Regions from separate parts of the Homo sapiens genome. Here region 1 is linked to region 2. Evidence: chromatin loops called from intact Hi-C (ENCODE). Cell type or tissue: OCI-LY7. All regions are shown on one strand. Each heading gives the region's core, and the rest is flanking DNA. Links, peaks and the distances in the headings are about the cores only. Region 1 overlaps PYHIN1 (pyrin and HIN domain family member 1). Region 2 holds the start of LOC124904432 (a long non-coding RNA gene).

Region 1 (8,263 bases), core at 2,286-4,785, 60 kb after region 2:
GTGCTATAAATTTCCCTCTACACACTGCTTTGAATGCGTCCCAGAGATTCTGGTATGTTGTGTCTTTGTTCTCGTTGGTTTCAAAGAACATCTTTATTTCTGCCTTCATTTCACTACGTATCCAGTAGTCATTCAGGAGCAGGTTGTTCAGTTTCCATGTAGTTGAGCGGTTTTGAGTGAGATTCTTAATCCTGAGTTCTAGTTTGATTGCACTGTGGTCTGAGAGATAGTTTGTTATAATTTCTGTTCTTTTACATTTGCTGAGGAGAGCTTTACTTCCAAGTATGTGGTCAATTTTGGAATAGGTGTGGTGTGGTGCTGAAAAAAATGTATATTCTGTTGATTTGGGGTGGAGAGTTCTGTAGATGTCTGTTAGGTCCGGTTGGTGCAGAGCTGAGTTCAATTCCTGGGTATCCTTGTTGACTTTCTGTCTCATTGATCTGTCTAATGTTGACAGTGGGGTGTTAAAGTCTCCCATTTTTAATGTGTGGGAGTCTAAGTCTCTTTGTAGGTCACTCAGGACTTCCTTTACGAATCTGGGTGCTCCTGTATTGGGTGCATATATATTTAGGATAGTTAGCTCTTCTTGTTGAATTGATCCCTTTATCATTATGTAATGGCCTTCTTTGTCTCTTTTGATCTTTGTTTGTTTAAAGTCTGTTTTATCAGAGACTAGGATTGCAACCCCTGCCTTTTTTTGTTTTCCATTTGCTTGGTAGATCTTCCTCCATCCTTTTATTTTGAGCCTATGTGTGTCTCTGCATGTGAGATGGGTTTCCTGAATACAGCACACTGATGGGTCTTGACTCTTTATCCAATTTGCCAGTCTGTGTCTTTTAATTGGAGCATTTAGTCCATTTACATTTAAAGTTAATATTGTTATGTATGAATTTGATCCTGTCATTATGATGTTAGCTGGTGATTTTGCTCGTTAGTTGATGCAGTTTCTTCCTAGTCTCGATGGTCTTTACATTTTGGCATGATTTTGCAGCGGCTGGTACCCGTTGTTACTTTCCATGTTTAGCACTTCCTTCAGGAGCTCTTTTAAGGCAGGCCTGGTGGTGACAAAATCTCTCAGCATTTGCTTGTCTGTAATGTATTTTATTTCTCCTTCACTTATGAAGCTTAATTTGGCTGGATATGAAATTCTGGGTTGAAAATTCTTTTCTTTAAGAATGTTGAATATTGGCCCCCACTCTCTTCTGGCTTGTAGGGTTTCTGCTGAGAGATCCGCTGTTAGTCTGATGGGCTTCCCTTTGAGGGTAACCCGACCTTTCTCTCTGGCTGCCCTTAACATTTTTTCCTTCATTTCAACTTTGGTGAATCTGCCAATTATGTGTCTTGGAGTTGCTCTTCTCGAGGAGTATCTTTGTGGCGTTCTCTGTATTTCCTGAATCTGAACGTTGGCCTGCCTTGCTAGATTGGGGAAGTTCTCCTGGATAATATCCTGCAGAGTGTTTTCCAACTTGGTTCCATTCTCCCCATCACTTTCAGGTACACCAATCAGACGTAGATTTGGTCTTTTCACATAGTCCCATATTTCTTGGAGGCTTTGCTCATTTCTTTTTATTCTTTTTTCTCTAAACTTCCCTTCTCGCTTCATTTCATTCATTTCATCTTCCATTGCTGATACCCTTTCTTCCAGTTGATCGCATCGGCTCCTGAGGCTTCTGCATTCTTCACGTAGTTCTCGAGCCTTGGTTTTCAGCTCCATCAGCTCCTTTAAGCACTTCTCTGTATTGGTTATTCTAGTTATACATTCTTCTAATTTTTTTTCAAAGTTTTCAACTTCTTTGCCTTTGGTTTGAATGTCCTCCCATAGCTCAGAGTAATTTGATCATCTGAAGCCTTCTTTTCTCAGCTCGTCAAAGTCATTCTCCATCCAGCTTTGTTCCGTTGCTGGTGAGGAACTGCGTTTCTTTGGAGGAGGAGAGGCACTGTGTGTTTTAGAGTTTCCAGTTTTTCTGTTCTGTTTTTTCCCCATCTTTGTGGTTTTATCTACTTTTGGTCTTTGATGATGGTGATGTACAGAAGGGTTTTTGGTGTGGATGTCCTTTCTGTTTGTTAGTTTTCCTTCTAACAGACAGGACCCTCAGCTGCAGGTCTGTTGGAGTACCCTGCCGTGTGAGGTGTCAGTGTGCCCCTGCTGGGGGGTGCCTCCCAGTTAGGCTGCTCGGGGGTCAGGGGTCAGGGACCCCCTTGAGGAGGCAGTCTGCCCGTTCTCAGATCTCCAGCTGCGTGCTGGGAGAACCACTGCTCTCTTCAAAGCTGTCAGACAGGGACATTTAAGTCTGCAGAGTTTACTGCTGTCTTTTTGTTTGTCTGTGCCCTGCCCCCAGAGGTGGAGTCTACAGAGGCAGGCAGGCCTCCTTGATCTGTGGTGGGCTCCACCCAGTTCGAGCTTCCTGGCTGCTTTGTTTACCTAATAAGCCTGGGCAATGGCGGGCGCCCCTCCCCCAGCCTCACTGCTGCCTTGCAGTTTGATCTCAGACTGCTGTGCTAGCAATCAGCGAGACCCGTGGGCGTAGGACCCTCGGAGCCAGGTGCAGGATATAATCTCCTGGTGCGCCATTTTTTAAGCCGGTCCGAAAAGCGCAATATTCGGGTGGGAGTGACCCGATTTTCCAGGTGCGTCGATCACCCCTTTCTTTGACTCGGAAAGGGAACTCCCTGACCCTTGTGCTTCCCAAGTGAGGCAATGCCTCACCCTACTTCGGCTCGCGCATGGTGCGTGCACCCACTGACCTGCGCCCACTGTCTGGCACTCCCTAGTGAGATGAACTCGGTACCTCAGATGGAAATGCAGAAATCACCCATCTTCTGCGTCGCTTACGCTGGGAGCTGTATACGGGAGCTATTCCTGTTCGGCCATCTTGGCTCCTCCCTCTGGGAGAAATCTTAAACAACATTATGCTCAAGGGCAATGGGTCCCAGTAACAGCCCTAACGCTATGGGCTTTAGTTAGAGCGGCTCTGGTTCATTGCAACCAGAAGAGCCTAAAAAGGGGAAGGAGGAGGAACCATCACCTGCCTTACCACTTCCTCTTCCCTCAGCCCCAATATCACCAAGCCAAAATAACAAAGATGAATGGAGGTTTTGCCTGAGCTCCCTCCTCCAATAGATGGGAAAAAAAATGGGATATGCTCTAGGTATGGAACCCTGTCTTAAGCGGCATTAAAAGGGGAGCCGTTCACCTGCCCAGTAATGCAAGATCAACGAGGCAATCATAAACCCATTTTTTTTTTTTAACGCTTATAAAAAGATTTTGAAAAGCATCAGAGGCCAGAGTTGTGCGGCCAAGCAAGCAGTAGGTAGAAAGAAAGGCTCGGCAGCGGGGAAGCTCACAAATCCGCAGCCAGCTAATGCTCCTAGGAACTCAGCCTGCACAGCTGCTGCGACAGGAAGCCAGGCCCAGCTGCAGGAGCTAGACTGCTGGGGAGGGGCAGGAGGCACTTGCAGAAAGGTCCACCCAACAGGCAGCGGGAGGGAGCGGCACAGGAAAAAAAAAAAAAAAAAAAACCGACACAGGCAAAAGCGGCGCCTAGGCAAGCGCAACGCAGCCACCACCCTGGGGCCCACCTGCTTAGCTCTCCAGCTCCGCAGGCGGACCACAGCAAAATTTCATGTGCTCCTTGTATACAAGCGACATCCCAGATTATAATTCTATGCTAAGATTTAAGAAAAAATTTAAAATTTAAAAAACTTCTTTCTAATAATGGCCACTGTTATCTCTCTCTTACCCCTAACGTGACTCTCTCCAAATCCAATTTAAGTAAAACGGTAACCTCTAAAGGGAGAAAAATCACAAAAGGCCCATGAGTTAGTTAAGGAGCAATTAAGAGCAAACTTTGCTCCCCAGTAGAAAAAAAAATTCCTGATTGCAAGGTTATTCATTTTATGGATGATACTCTCTTAATAGTCCTTGAGATTCACCCATTTTCATCATTCCCAAAAAGTCTAGTAAATGTTTTAACTACAAAAGTAGTTCACTCCCCACACACCTAATGCTTTAACACTGTTTACTGATGGTTTGGGTAAACATGGAAAAGCGCTAGTCTGGTGGAGACCACGTAATTCAATCACTCGATCTGGGTTTACTAGCACTTAGAGAGCTGAGATTGGGGCTCTGATATTGTCCTTGGAAACTTTTTCCACTCAGCCCATCAATATAGTTAGCGATTCTGCTTACTCTATTTATTGCAGAACCTTGAGACAGCTCTAATTAAGTCCACTCTGGAGCCCGCCCTGTATGCTGTTTTTCTCTGACTTCAGCAATTGCTAGATCAACGTACACATCCTATTTTTATTACACACATTCCAGCCCACAGCTCACTGCCTGGCCCATTGGCTTATGGCAATGAACAAGCAGACATTCAGGTTATGACATCACTGCTTGACAAAGCCACCTAATGGCATCAATTTTTCCACCAAAATTGGAGAAACTTATCTAAGCAAATTCAACTTACCCAGAGACTGGCTAAACAAATTATCCTACAATGCCCAGATTTCGAGCTCACAGGCACATCTCCTCCTTCAACAGGTGTTAACCCTAGAGGACTAGAACCTAATCAGTTATGGCAAACAGATGTTACACACATCCCTGAATTTGGAAAACTAAGATATGTACATGTATCCGTTGATACTAACACTCATCTAATTAGTGCACACGTTCTTCCTGGAAAATCCACTGGAGATGTCATTAACTTTTGCACTTATGGGACAGCCCACAAAAATTAAAACTGATAATGGTCCAGCTTATGCCAGCTCACAATTTCAACAATTTTGTCACATGTGGAATAGCCAACATTCCACAGGCATCCCATATAACCCCCAAAGACAAGCCATGGTAGAACGTGCCGACTCCACCCTTAAAAATATGCTCAAGAAACAGAAAAGGGGGAGTATGGGTAAATACCCTGCCACGCTATTGGCACAAGCCTTATTTATGCTTAATTTTAAAAATTGAGATGACACATTTCAATCAGCTGTAGAAAAGCACTTTGCTGAAACCTCTCTAGGCATAAAACCTTCAGTTTTATGGAAAGATGTCAACGGTAATGTACGGTGTGGTCCAAGTGAATTATTAACGTGGGGAAGAGGGTATGCTTGTGTCCACACACCCTCAGGTCCTCTTTGGATTCCAGCATGACACATCAAACCATATCACAGCGTGGCTAGGACCCAACCTGGTACCAGAAATGAAGGAACTAACCCTGCAGGACCCGCAGCCCTGGACAATGTGGCTTCCTCGGATGACACAAGCCCCGGACATTACCTGGGGGATGCTGAAGAGGACAACTCAGGAGGCTGAATGAATCCTGCTCCTGACACAGACACCATTCACTCCAGATAATTTGCTTCTTGCTATGCTTTCTGTTGTACATTGCAAATCACTTAGGGTATTGTTCCTTTTTTATGCTCTCGCTTTGTCTGCAACCTGTACCTGCTAAACTCTACTGGGCTCATATCTTAGATCTGCCTCTCTTTCGCCCTGTCACTTGGGCAGACACTCCCTTTCCAGCCTTTAATAACGTGATTGCTTGGCTAGGAGGGTTAGATTTACACCCAATGGGGTCTCTCAATAATGGCACACATTGGACTAAGGTGCCAGATAACACTACATATCACTCCACTATCCTTCCACTGTGTGTAAGTTATAAAGGTTCTAACCCTTAATGTGTACCTGCCCAAACCCAATTGTGGCTACATCATGGCAAAAGAAATGCCTTAACAGTCTTAGCTGCAGGCAGCCTCAAACTGGGTAATGCAATTAATGCCGCTTTCCCAAACATTCCTTCCTGTGCTCACAATAGCAAAGACTTGGAACCAACCCAAATGTCCAACAGTGATAGACTGGATTAAGAAAATGTGGCACATATACACCATGGAATACTATGCAGCCATAAAAAATGATGAGTTCATGTCCTTTGTAGGGACATGAATGAAATTGGAAATCATCATTCTCAGTAAACTATCGCAAGAACAAAAAACCAAACAGTGCATATTCTCACTCATAGGTGGGAATTGAACAATGAGAACACATGGACACAGGAAGGGGAACATCACACTCTGGGGACTGTTGTGGGGTGGGGGGAGGGGGAAGGGAGAGCATTGGGAGATATACCTAATGCTAGATGACGAGTTAGTGGGTACAGCGCACCAGCATGGCGCATGTATACATATGTAACTAACCTGCACATTGTGCCCATGTACCCTAAAACTTAAAGTATAATAATAAAAACAAAACAAAACAAAAAAAGCCAGGAAAGTAATGAATTCCACTTTAGCTGGGAGGTCTGTCATGGGGAACAAGCCTATAGCCTCCAACTAGGCAATTATAACATCTTAGACTGGAGCCCACACAGCTGTTTGCAGGGCAGCCTTACTGATGTCCTCATCCATCATGGCATCAATCACAGTTTTGTAACCTCATCACGTTCCCCTGTGATTTGGGCTGATGGGGGGATGGGTTATCCCAGACCCCAAGTAAAGTCCTTGCCACCCCATGACACTTTATGGTGCCTAGGACATCTTAGCACCTCCTCTGACACCTGGCATGGGACATATCATAATTCCAGTCACAATTACACTATAGCCTTCACTTGTAATCACACTGATCAGTGCCTAATTTGCACTCCCCATCCATATGTTTTCCTTATGGGAACTGATATTTCCATGACACCCCAAAACTCCGCCTTTGTGACCCAGGTGCAGGGACAGGCTTGGTTTGCCTCATGTATCACTAATGACAATATATCTAATTTAAATATTGCTAGTGTTATGATATTAAGGAGACAATCTGAGGCATTCCTACCAGTCAATTTGACACATGATTGGCAAGGTTCCTCTGCCCTTGCCACCTTAGAACGTCCCCTGTCCCAGGTCAGACTCAAAAGATTCGTAGGCACACTTATAGCCTTTATGGTCTCAGCCATAGTCATCCTGGCAACTGCTAGTATGGCTGTTGCATCTATTACTGAATCAGTACAAACAGCTGCTTTTATAGATAATATGGCCAGAAATGTGTCTAATAAACTTCTCTTACAGCAAGGTATAGATCAAAAGATTCTTGCACTACTGCAATCCCTCGAGGCTGCCTTAGAATATGTGGGGGAGCAACAAGACGCACTGGCATTCCAACAGCAATGAAACTGCAACTGGGGGCATAAACATATCTGTATCATTTCTCTACCATGGAATCAATCAATACATGGTTGGAATGAGGTGAAACAACACCTCTGGGAAACCTTTCATGACAATTTGGCAGCAGACATAAAGCAACTTAAAACTAAAATTTTAGAATCCTTTCACACTATAGATCCACACACCCAACAAACAGCCATATGGAAGGGTGTGCAAGATTATCTCTACTGGTTTGACACCTGTTCCTGGGGGTCACTCTGACTGGAAAAGAATGCTGCTAATTATATTCATGATTATCTTATGTTATTTGCTAATTCTAGGATGCAAAGCCAGAATAATAGCAATGACCGCCCCACCCAACAGACTTGTTGCTGCACACATCTGTATGCTTCAGTCAAGAGAACCTGATGCAGAAAACAGAAAAGGGGGACATGTTGTAGTTCAGTCAGGCTGGTGGAAAAATTTTAAGATGAAGTTCTAGGACATAGACACAAATCTTCTTGGAAGGCTGGAAGGTTTTGTAAAAGTCTCAAGATAGGGCTATGGCTGAAAGCAGCCTAATCCTTACCTTGAGTAAATAGCTTAAAGTGGGTACAAAGGAGGTAGTTTATCTAAATAGCTTGTTTACTTCTGTGGTCTTAAGACCAACCTTTGATCAACTGTGGGTGCATAATCGCTCTTTACTTGGGGGTTGGTGATCAGATTAATTACCTACAGGTGTGTTGACTCAAAGCCTTTGTCAATTAAATCTGTGCTAAATAAATGCCCGCAGGGCTGGCTAGTGGAGGCTGTGGCTGCTACTCTTTACAGCACCTTCTTTGGTGTCTGTGATGGGTCTGGACCCTTAGCCGAACTGACAGGCAGAATATCTGTGTCAGTGTATGTTATTCATCTGTTGTTGGGTCAGGGTCTGCAGGACAAACCCCCACAGGTACCAGTGAGAACTTGTCCTAGGAAGGGATTTAGGCTGGAGAGGTGGGTTAGAGAAGAGACTGGAGAAAATGATCCCAGCAAAGGAAGCAATCTTTGTCAAAGCTTCTGATTTGGAAAAGACCATGGATAGTTTAAAATAAAACCTGAGGTATGGCCATAAACAAAGTGAAAGGATGAAAGGTAACTG
Region 2 (8,263 bases), core at 4,713-7,212:
ACTATCATATTCCAAATAATCTGATATGATGATGATTTTCTTTCCATTGAATTTCTCCTTCAAGCTGGTGTTTAAAACCTTCACATGGAAGAACTGTGTCTGTGTAGCCACTGTAGCATGAAACATTATTTTTTTCTCCATTTCTGGGGTCTCATATTCAAATGGCTTTGTTGTACTCAGTACCTTCACTATCACTGGGCGTTTTTGGAGAACATTTCTTCTGGGAGTTACCTGACATTTGGCCACTGTTTTCGGGTTCTGTGTATGATAGCACAGGAGAACAAAGAAAAATGTCTAATTGAGAAATACAGAACTGCTATTCAGTGACCTCAGTATAACACAGGGCCCCAAAACTTGCACAGATGTTTAGAGCTGGAGTCAGGATAGAGAGGGATTGCGAGCCAGGGCAGAAGATATCTTAAACTGGTACAATAGCAAGATGAAGTAACAGAGGAGACCATATAGTGAAAAGATGACCTTTCTGTAAACAGAATCAACCTTAAGAAATAAAGCATAAGAGCAACATAAGACCAGTGGATACTGAAAGCCAGTGTCATGAAGTAACTTAATAAATTTTAGGGCCAGGCGCGGTGGCTCACACCTGTAATCTCAGCACTTTGAAACGCCGAGGCGGGTGGATCACCTGAGATCAGGAGTTTGAGACCAGCCTGGCCAACATGGTGAAACCCTGGCACTACTAAAAGTACAAAAATCAGCTGAGTGTAGTGGCAGGCGCTTGTAATCCCAGCTACCTGGGAGGCTGAGGCAGGAGAATCACTTGAACCCGGGAGGTGGAGGCTGCAGTGAGCCGAGATTATGCCACGGCACTTCAGCCTGGGTGACAGAGCGAGACTCTGTCTCAACAACAACAACAACAACAATAAATAAATAAATAAATTTTAGAATGAAATAATTTCTTATACTATTTCTCTTACCAGCTTAAAGTGCCAGAGCCTAAAAATAGACAAAGTTAAATGACATTTAAAATGATCAATAAATACTAAAAAAAAATAAAAATAAAAAAAAAATGAAAAATGGTGCCCACCACAAACTATAGACACAAAGAGTGTTCAGTTATCACCAGTGTAGACAGGGCAATTTAAAGAGCACATTTCATAGTGTTCCTACCCAAGATTCAGTTTGCTTACAGCAGGTGAGAACACAAGTAGGATAAACCCCTCAGAATGCCATCATCTCAGTAGGTTCAGGCTGCAGAAACTCTACAGAGTGTCATTCCCACCACCATAGCCTTTCTCAGTGTCAGGGCTCTAGCAGGTAGCATGCTAACAGAAACCTGGGGCTCAGAAAGGGTTTTCTTTAACATCTTTACTCTTTAACATCCCAGTCTCCTTAAACTGCGATAGAACAGTTTTAATGCAGGGGAGGTTGTTTAATCTACAAGAAAAAGAGCTGAGGGTATGGATAACCTCATTCACAAACTAGCAGGTGCTGGAGAGGTCTGACATGGAATACTATAGTGAACCAAGGGAAGAGGTATGAAGGACATGGGAGCAGTAGACAGTGAGCCCACAGCTGACAGTTCTGTACTGCATAGCTCTCTCTCCCTTCCCCAAACAACACAGAACAGAAAACTTCCTGCAGTCAGAGATAATGTCAAGTTCATCAAGTATCCCTGTGAAAGCAAAAGATCAAAATGTAGTGGTTTCTCAATATGTACATTGGATTAACTAGCAAATTATCGATGCAATTTTTAAGTAACCGGTGAAATCAGTCCTTTACTTTGGGTTGAAAAAAACAAAGCAAAATGGGACCAGGAAGAGTGTACCTCAGTTGAAGAACTGTTGGGTGGAGCTGACAATGAGGTCTTGGGAGATGGGGAACGGCCCATGGCTGTGGACATGCCGGCTCCTGCAGGAGAGGGAGGCTGAGTCTGTTCCTCGGACACCTTACTCCCTTTGGGTCCAGCCTTTTCTTTGGTTGATTTTTTTCTTTTCTGAAAGTGGTTTGATTTTCCTGTTATTCGTTTTCAGTGCCAAATGAAGTAGAGCACATTTTCATTATTGGATAGTAGTTTTATTATTCCTAAGAAGATGTTTCTTGGAAACTTGAGAGGTTGCTGCCCATCTCTCGCCAGTTTAAGAGATGGGCATAGATGGTTTCATTAAACGAAGAAAGAGGAGAATGTTATACACATTATTTCTCTAATTATTTCTGTTATGGGATGTGCTGACTTGGGATTAGAGAAACTAGGTTTTTATACACATGGACAAAGTACTTACCTGATTCTCACGTTGACACTCCACTCTACTAGAATGAAGGTATCACATTTATGTTATATATATTTACATTATGTTTACTCATGTGTTTGGTGCATTGCTTTGAGCATCAATAAGATGATCAATTATCATACAATTTGGTAAATCTGAAACTTGATGGGAAACATGAAGAAATAACTGCCTGCTGGAGAGATTGAGTGGAAGAGCCGTAGCAGAGCTTCCTCTGTGGGACTTGAAGCCTGCTCCTCTTCCTGAAGCTTACCTGAGCTCCAGGAGTTGCCTCTGCTCCTTCAGTTTTGACAGTGCTGCTTGTGGAGGGTGCAGGTGAAGTAGCATCCACTTCCTTCTTCCTCTTTCTTGATAGGGCTGGTCCTTTTACTGGAATAGATTCAATTTTATTCCCAACCAATGCAGAAAAAAGGAAGACATATAAACGATCTCCGACAGCTGAAGCAGTTTCAATACAATTTGCTCTCAGTTCCTGCTTGAGGGTTCAGCTGTGCTTTAGTCTAGCTCTACTGCATTAGCCCAGCCTGGCCTTAAGGAGACCAGCAGTCACAAGACAGGAACAAGCACTGACTCATGCTCCTCAGCACTTTCCTCACTCCTCCCCTGTGCACTGAGCACATGCTTCCTGTTCTCTGAACTCCATGTGCTTCAGTTAACCCTTTCCCAATGCGGTTCTCCGATCATTTTGTTTTAAAAACTAATGTTTTCATGATGGAGACTGCTAGGTCACATTCCCCAGGTAAAGATATTCAAATTATAGAAACCAGCCAAAGGTTTCCATGAGGAAGGATATACTGATTTTGGACTTAGACTTTTTCAAATCCTTTTTTTTAACTTGATATAACAAGAGAGGAGATCACACTTCTGAGAGGCAGGCTCACATGTAAGTATTGCATTTTTTTAAATTATAAAGGGTAGTGATGGGTTAAATGGTCTCAATAGAACAGATACATTCATTGGCTAAATGTACATATCTTGAATTTAAACAGTTTTTATGATTTTATTATTATATAATCTTTCTAATGTACTGGAAGTCTCAGTCCCCCTTCAACTCCCTCTCACTTTTGTTCTTTCACTGATCCCAAATATACATTCTGAAATACTTCAATCTACACCAGTAATGGAATGCACTAAGTTGTCAACTTGTTGGCCTCTGAAGTACCAACATTGTCTCAGCTGTTGAGTCACAAACTGGGGAAAACACATCTCAAGTATGTCCGAGGTGGGGCTCTAATCAATGTTGGGGAGGGTTTGGGGATGGTTGCAGGGAGTGGGTGTTCCCTCTTCCCAATTACCTTTTAACTTTTCTTTTTTAAGAGTTTCAGCCAGGTCTTCAAGCGTTGGTATATCTTCGAAAATTTTTATTAGTTTGCCCAAACCAGCATCACCTCGGAACTTTTCTTCCATCAAGTCAGCAATCTGAATTTTGTCATACTCTTCTCTCATTTTTAAATTAAGTTTTAAATCGTTGCTCAGTAAGGACTTAACCATTCTAAAATGATAATCATTGATGACCTCTAATCCTTTTAGTAGAACAATGTTCTTGTATTTTTTTCCCATCTTTACAGACATAAGTGAGCCTACAAGAGAAAATGGTATATACAGTGTTACACATGTATACAGACAATTTAAAAGATGTATGCCTATGTGAGTGAGTGGCCCATATGAAAGAGTTGTTCATGAATATGTGTGATAAAGAAGGACTCAACGACCAAATGTGTTACTGTAGAAATTGAGTGAAGAACTGCTGGGTTAGGAATGTCTAAGAAATTATTCCCATTGAATGAGAATAGTTGAGTTGGGTCCAGTTGTTAGAGGGAGGTCTGAGAACAAGCAATTGCCTCAGTGTTAAGAGTATGAGCTCTGCAGTGTCAAAGCCCTTGGTTCCTCTTCTTATCCTTTACTGGGGCTGAAGCCTATTCCCCAAATCCTGCCTGTTGTTTCTTAAATCTTCCCACACCCAGTATGACTGGAGCGGCCTAGGTGTAAATGGGCTGCAGCCTCCCACCTTATATGAATAACTTTCTGCTACAGCGCTACAGTTTCATGCTGTGGCACTGACCCTATTCTCCTTGACTCTTCCCTAGTTGGCTTTCATTAGCATCCTCCCTTCTTTGGTGCTAGACCATGGCTTCTGTTCTCTGTACCCATAAAACCATAACTTTGCTGAAAATCTGCATGCTTTCTAGTGCAGCATCACAGTATTTATTCACTGAAATGATTTTATTGGTTGTTTTATTTTTCTTCTTTCAGACTTGATTTGTCTAATTATTTCTTTTCGCACAATCAGTTTTCTCTCGATAAGCCACATTTATATTCCACTGAAATCCTTCAATATTTCTCCTTTTTCTTCCCCAAAATTCCTTGCTTCCTATACTGTCTCAGAAAGTGTTGAATAAGCTGCATCTTTTTTACTTCTAGTACCTTTGTACTCCTTGTATCTATGCTTCACAAAGATGCCGGACACCTTGTGTCTTCATGCCTCATGACTTTGCTAGTTCCTTCTTACTGCCTGGAAAGCCATTCCCACATTTCTTTCTTTGACTACTTCCCATACAACCTTAAGACTCAACTGAGGCTTTGTCTCATGGTAGATTTCAGAGTCTCCCTATGGACAGAGTGTCACTGCTCTTGACCTCTTAACACCTGTACACTTCCATGATGACAGTGCAAGGTATGGATTCCAAAACTTTTAAATTAATGAATTTTTTAATTTTAGGAATGATGTCTTTGTGTATAACCAAGATATCTAAATTTCAGGGGCTATTAATTGGGCCAGGCGCAGTGGCTCACGCCTGTAATTCCAGCATGTTGGGAGGCCGAGGTGGTCGAATCACAAGTTCCGGAGATCAAAAGCATCCTGGCTAACACAGTGAGACCTCGTTTCCACTAAAAATACCAAAAATTAGCCAGGTGTGGTGGCAAGCGCTTGCAGTCCCAGCTACTCGGGAGGCTGAGGCAGGAGAATTGCTTGAACCCAGGAGACGGAGGTTGCAGTGAGCGGAGATCGTGCCACTACACTCCAGCCTGGGTGACAGAGTGAGACTCCGTCAAAAAAAAAAAAAAAAAAAAAAAAAAGCTTCCTTCTTACGAGAACATGAGGATCCTTGGACTGAAAAGGTCCAGAGAATGAAGGGAAAATCTATACAAAAACACATTATAGTGAAACTGAAGAATATAATGAACAAAAATACTCTGTAAGCCTTCGGTAATGAGGAATAGATCACCTACAAAGATTCAAGAATCAAATTGAAAGTGAATCTCTATATCAAAACTGCCTGAAGCAGGACAATGGAGTTATTTTTATATAATGTTGGTCCAAAGTTCCATATCAATTGCAAAACCAAAAAAAATTTTCAATGGAAAGTTTTGACTTATTTTGTGAGTGTGCTAGAAACAATAAGTTCGTCTTCAAACTTTCCTGTTCTTTCCTGTTCTGTAAACAACCCTTCCTTCCTTTGCCGCCCCAGACATGCCTTCCCGCCTAATTGGTACAGGACAGTGTCTTCCTTCCCGCCTAATTACCCCTATAGAATTTAAAGCAGTAGCCAATCCGGTCAGCTTAGAATGTGCATTGTGACTGACGCAGGCAGCACCCTTCTGTAGAAGCAAATATGCTTTGCTGAGAAATTTCCTGTTTAAGTGCTGGTTTTTCTTTGTGGCACTGAGCACTTGTTTCCAACAAGTGTGACAGCACAATTTATTTGCAAAATAAAACCAGATTTGGGATGACAGTAGGCTATGTATAATCTTTATTTCACTGAAATGTGAACACTCACATGTTTTGTTTTGCAATATTAGTGCTTTTGATTTTGGAGTAATTATTTATATCCCAATGGAGTTTCTAGTAAGACACTATTTAGAATATATACACTAAATAGCCTTTCTGAAGCCTCCAGATTCTTAACTTCAAAATGTATCTAGCTCCACAGCACAGAAGAGGTGCTTTCATCTTGTCTTAAGGGAAAATATAATTTTACATTTTAGAGTTTTAATTTAGGCAAAATGATATTTAAATAGAAGAGTCTCAAAAACTATTTTGTGATACTCAGGGCCTCAGTCTTTTTGCAAGACAAAGACTCATACCACAAGAAAACATCTATTGAAAATAATATTTAATAGGAAAACATGAATAAAATTAAAAATTCTGCCAGCCAAAAGATAAGAAGAGTGAAAAATAAACTTTTTTAGGTGTTCCTAATGTCTTACAAAGAAAACCCTGATCAAATATAAGAGAAACAGAAATTACAACAGCATGGTAAAGGGAGGGAAGAAAAAGAACATGACAATTCACTAAAGCAATTGTCTTAGATAGTGAGATGATATAGAAGTGTCATAAATTGAAGTAAAGACAGCAGATTGTTAATTACCAGCATATACCTAAAAGGTCTGACCTGTTAAGTGACAACTTTCATCAAATTTGATTTAAGAAATCTACATATATATTGTTAACAAAAGGTGAAAAAAATTGTTAAAAATTATCTTGCAAGGAATAACTAAAGAAAGCCAGTTTATCTATGTTTGTGTAATTTTAAATATACCTTAAGCCCAAAAGTAACTTCAGATACCACATGATAAAAGTTTCAACTCCTAGAAAATTATGTTTTAGTTATGAATTTATCTAATTTATCTAATGATATTATTTATTATTTTATAGTGCTTCATGGTACTATAATTAGTATATATTTCTCTTCATATACACACATGTACAGACATCACTACACACATATATGTGTGTACCTGTTTGTATACATGATTATATATACATATATTTGTGTGTGAATGTATATTATATATACACATAACATGTATGTGATTGTGAGAGCACTACAAAGAAAAAAAATTTTTTTTTTTTTTTGAGACAGAGCCTTGCTCTGTCACCCAGGCTGGAGTGTAGTGGCACAGTCTCGGCTCACTGCAACCTCTGCCTCCTGGTTCAAGCGATTCTCCTGCCTCAGTCTCCTGAGTAGCTGGGATTACAGGCACACATGACCATACCCGGCTAATTATTGTATTTTTAATAGAGACAGGGTTTCGCCATGCTGGCCAGGCTGGTCTGGAACTCCTGACGTCAAGTGATCCGCTCGCCTTGGTCTCCCCCAAAGTACTGGGATTACAGGCATGAACCTCTGTGCCCGGCCAAAAAAGCAAACTTTATAATAGGAGATTTCAGTTTATGCTTCAATTACTAAATGAACAAGGTGAAAAAATCTGTAATGATATAATAAATTTGAACAACGTAATTAACAACATTTATCTAATAAAATTCTGAAAACAACATTTAAGAATCTCACATTCCATTTAAGCACACATGAAATATTGTACCAGGCTATAGAAAACATCTTTTAAAAATTTGAAAAGTAAACAATAGTAACCTTTTCCTAACTGCCTTCCCCTCCACTCCCCTATACCTTGCCACAAGGAAAAAAAAAATCATTAACTTTCAGGAGGGCAGAGAGTAATTCCAAAATGATTGAAATTCTGCCGCTAGCACCCGGTGCAGAATGGAGCTAAAGTAAAGGATCAATATACTTATGAAAATATTAAGACACCATGTGCTTGAGTAACTGTGTTTGTGAAACTGAAAAAAATTTTCTACTCTGTGTACATTTGTTCTTATGTTTTGTAAAATTGGGATGATGTCATATAATACATCTCTATGCTCAGATATGTTTTTTACTTAATATTCTTTCATGATACTTTTTTCATGTCACTATCTTGAGAACCCACCACAGCTACCGAGTTTCCAACACTTCTTCCAGCCAAAATAACAGAAGCCCTCTTCTAAGTACCAACTTATGCCAGTATACACTCGGATAATTAATTTTAAAATCTGCAACGGTCAAAATGCATTTTCTCTTGTTCAGTCCTCAGTTGTGGTGGAATAGAAGATGCCTGTTATCTTCCTAAGTAAATGAAGGATTCATATCAAGCAACTCAGTTTTCACTTTTCTGAATACTCAGCCCTACTCCCATCATCCCATGACCCTGAATAACCAATACTGATTGTCCCCTTG

The links. Hi-C counts contacts between places; a loop is a spot of excess contacts. Peaks named below come from ENCODE experiments on the same cell type or tissue, not always from the same donor. Only the 100,000 strongest peaks of a DNase experiment are listed, where the experiment ranks them.
Region 1: it touches region 2 in a loop (6-fold over the local background); 1 of 110 quality-filtered maps calls a loop at or near these places.

What each region holds. Positions count from the first base shown.
Region 1 is chr1:158,947,365-158,955,627 of GRCh38, reverse strand. The region is part of intron 7 of PYHIN1 (pyrin and HIN domain family member 1); the gene reads right to left. Among named protein-coding and RNA genes, the nearest start is that of PYHIN1, 20 kb to the right of the region's middle. RefSeq lists an enhancer at 1,995-2,963. In OCI-LY7, for the core only: a CTCF peak has its summit at 3,612; DNase peaks (open chromatin) are centred at 2,987 and 3,457; H3K4me3 peaks cover 1,888 bases; H3K27ac peaks cover 2,288 bases.
Region 2 is chr1:159,010,224-159,018,486 of GRCh38, reverse strand. IFI16 (interferon gamma inducible protein 16) reads right to left here. Exons shown (of 12, transcript NM_001376587.1): 2 at 3,542-3,826; 3 at 2,500-2,615; 4 at 1,787-1,954; 5 at 1-258. The coding sequence starts at 3,806. It overlaps LOC124904432 (a long non-coding RNA gene), which reads left to right and starts at 4,437. Exons shown (of 2, transcript XR_007066671.1): 1 at 4,437-4,920; 2 at 5,007-5,980. RefSeq lists an enhancer at 2,271-3,470 and a silencer at 5,762-5,871. In OCI-LY7, for the core only: no CTCF peak of the experiment used is centred there; a DNase peak (open chromatin) is centred at 5,796; H3K4me3 peaks cover 2,500 bases; H3K27ac peaks cover 2,500 bases.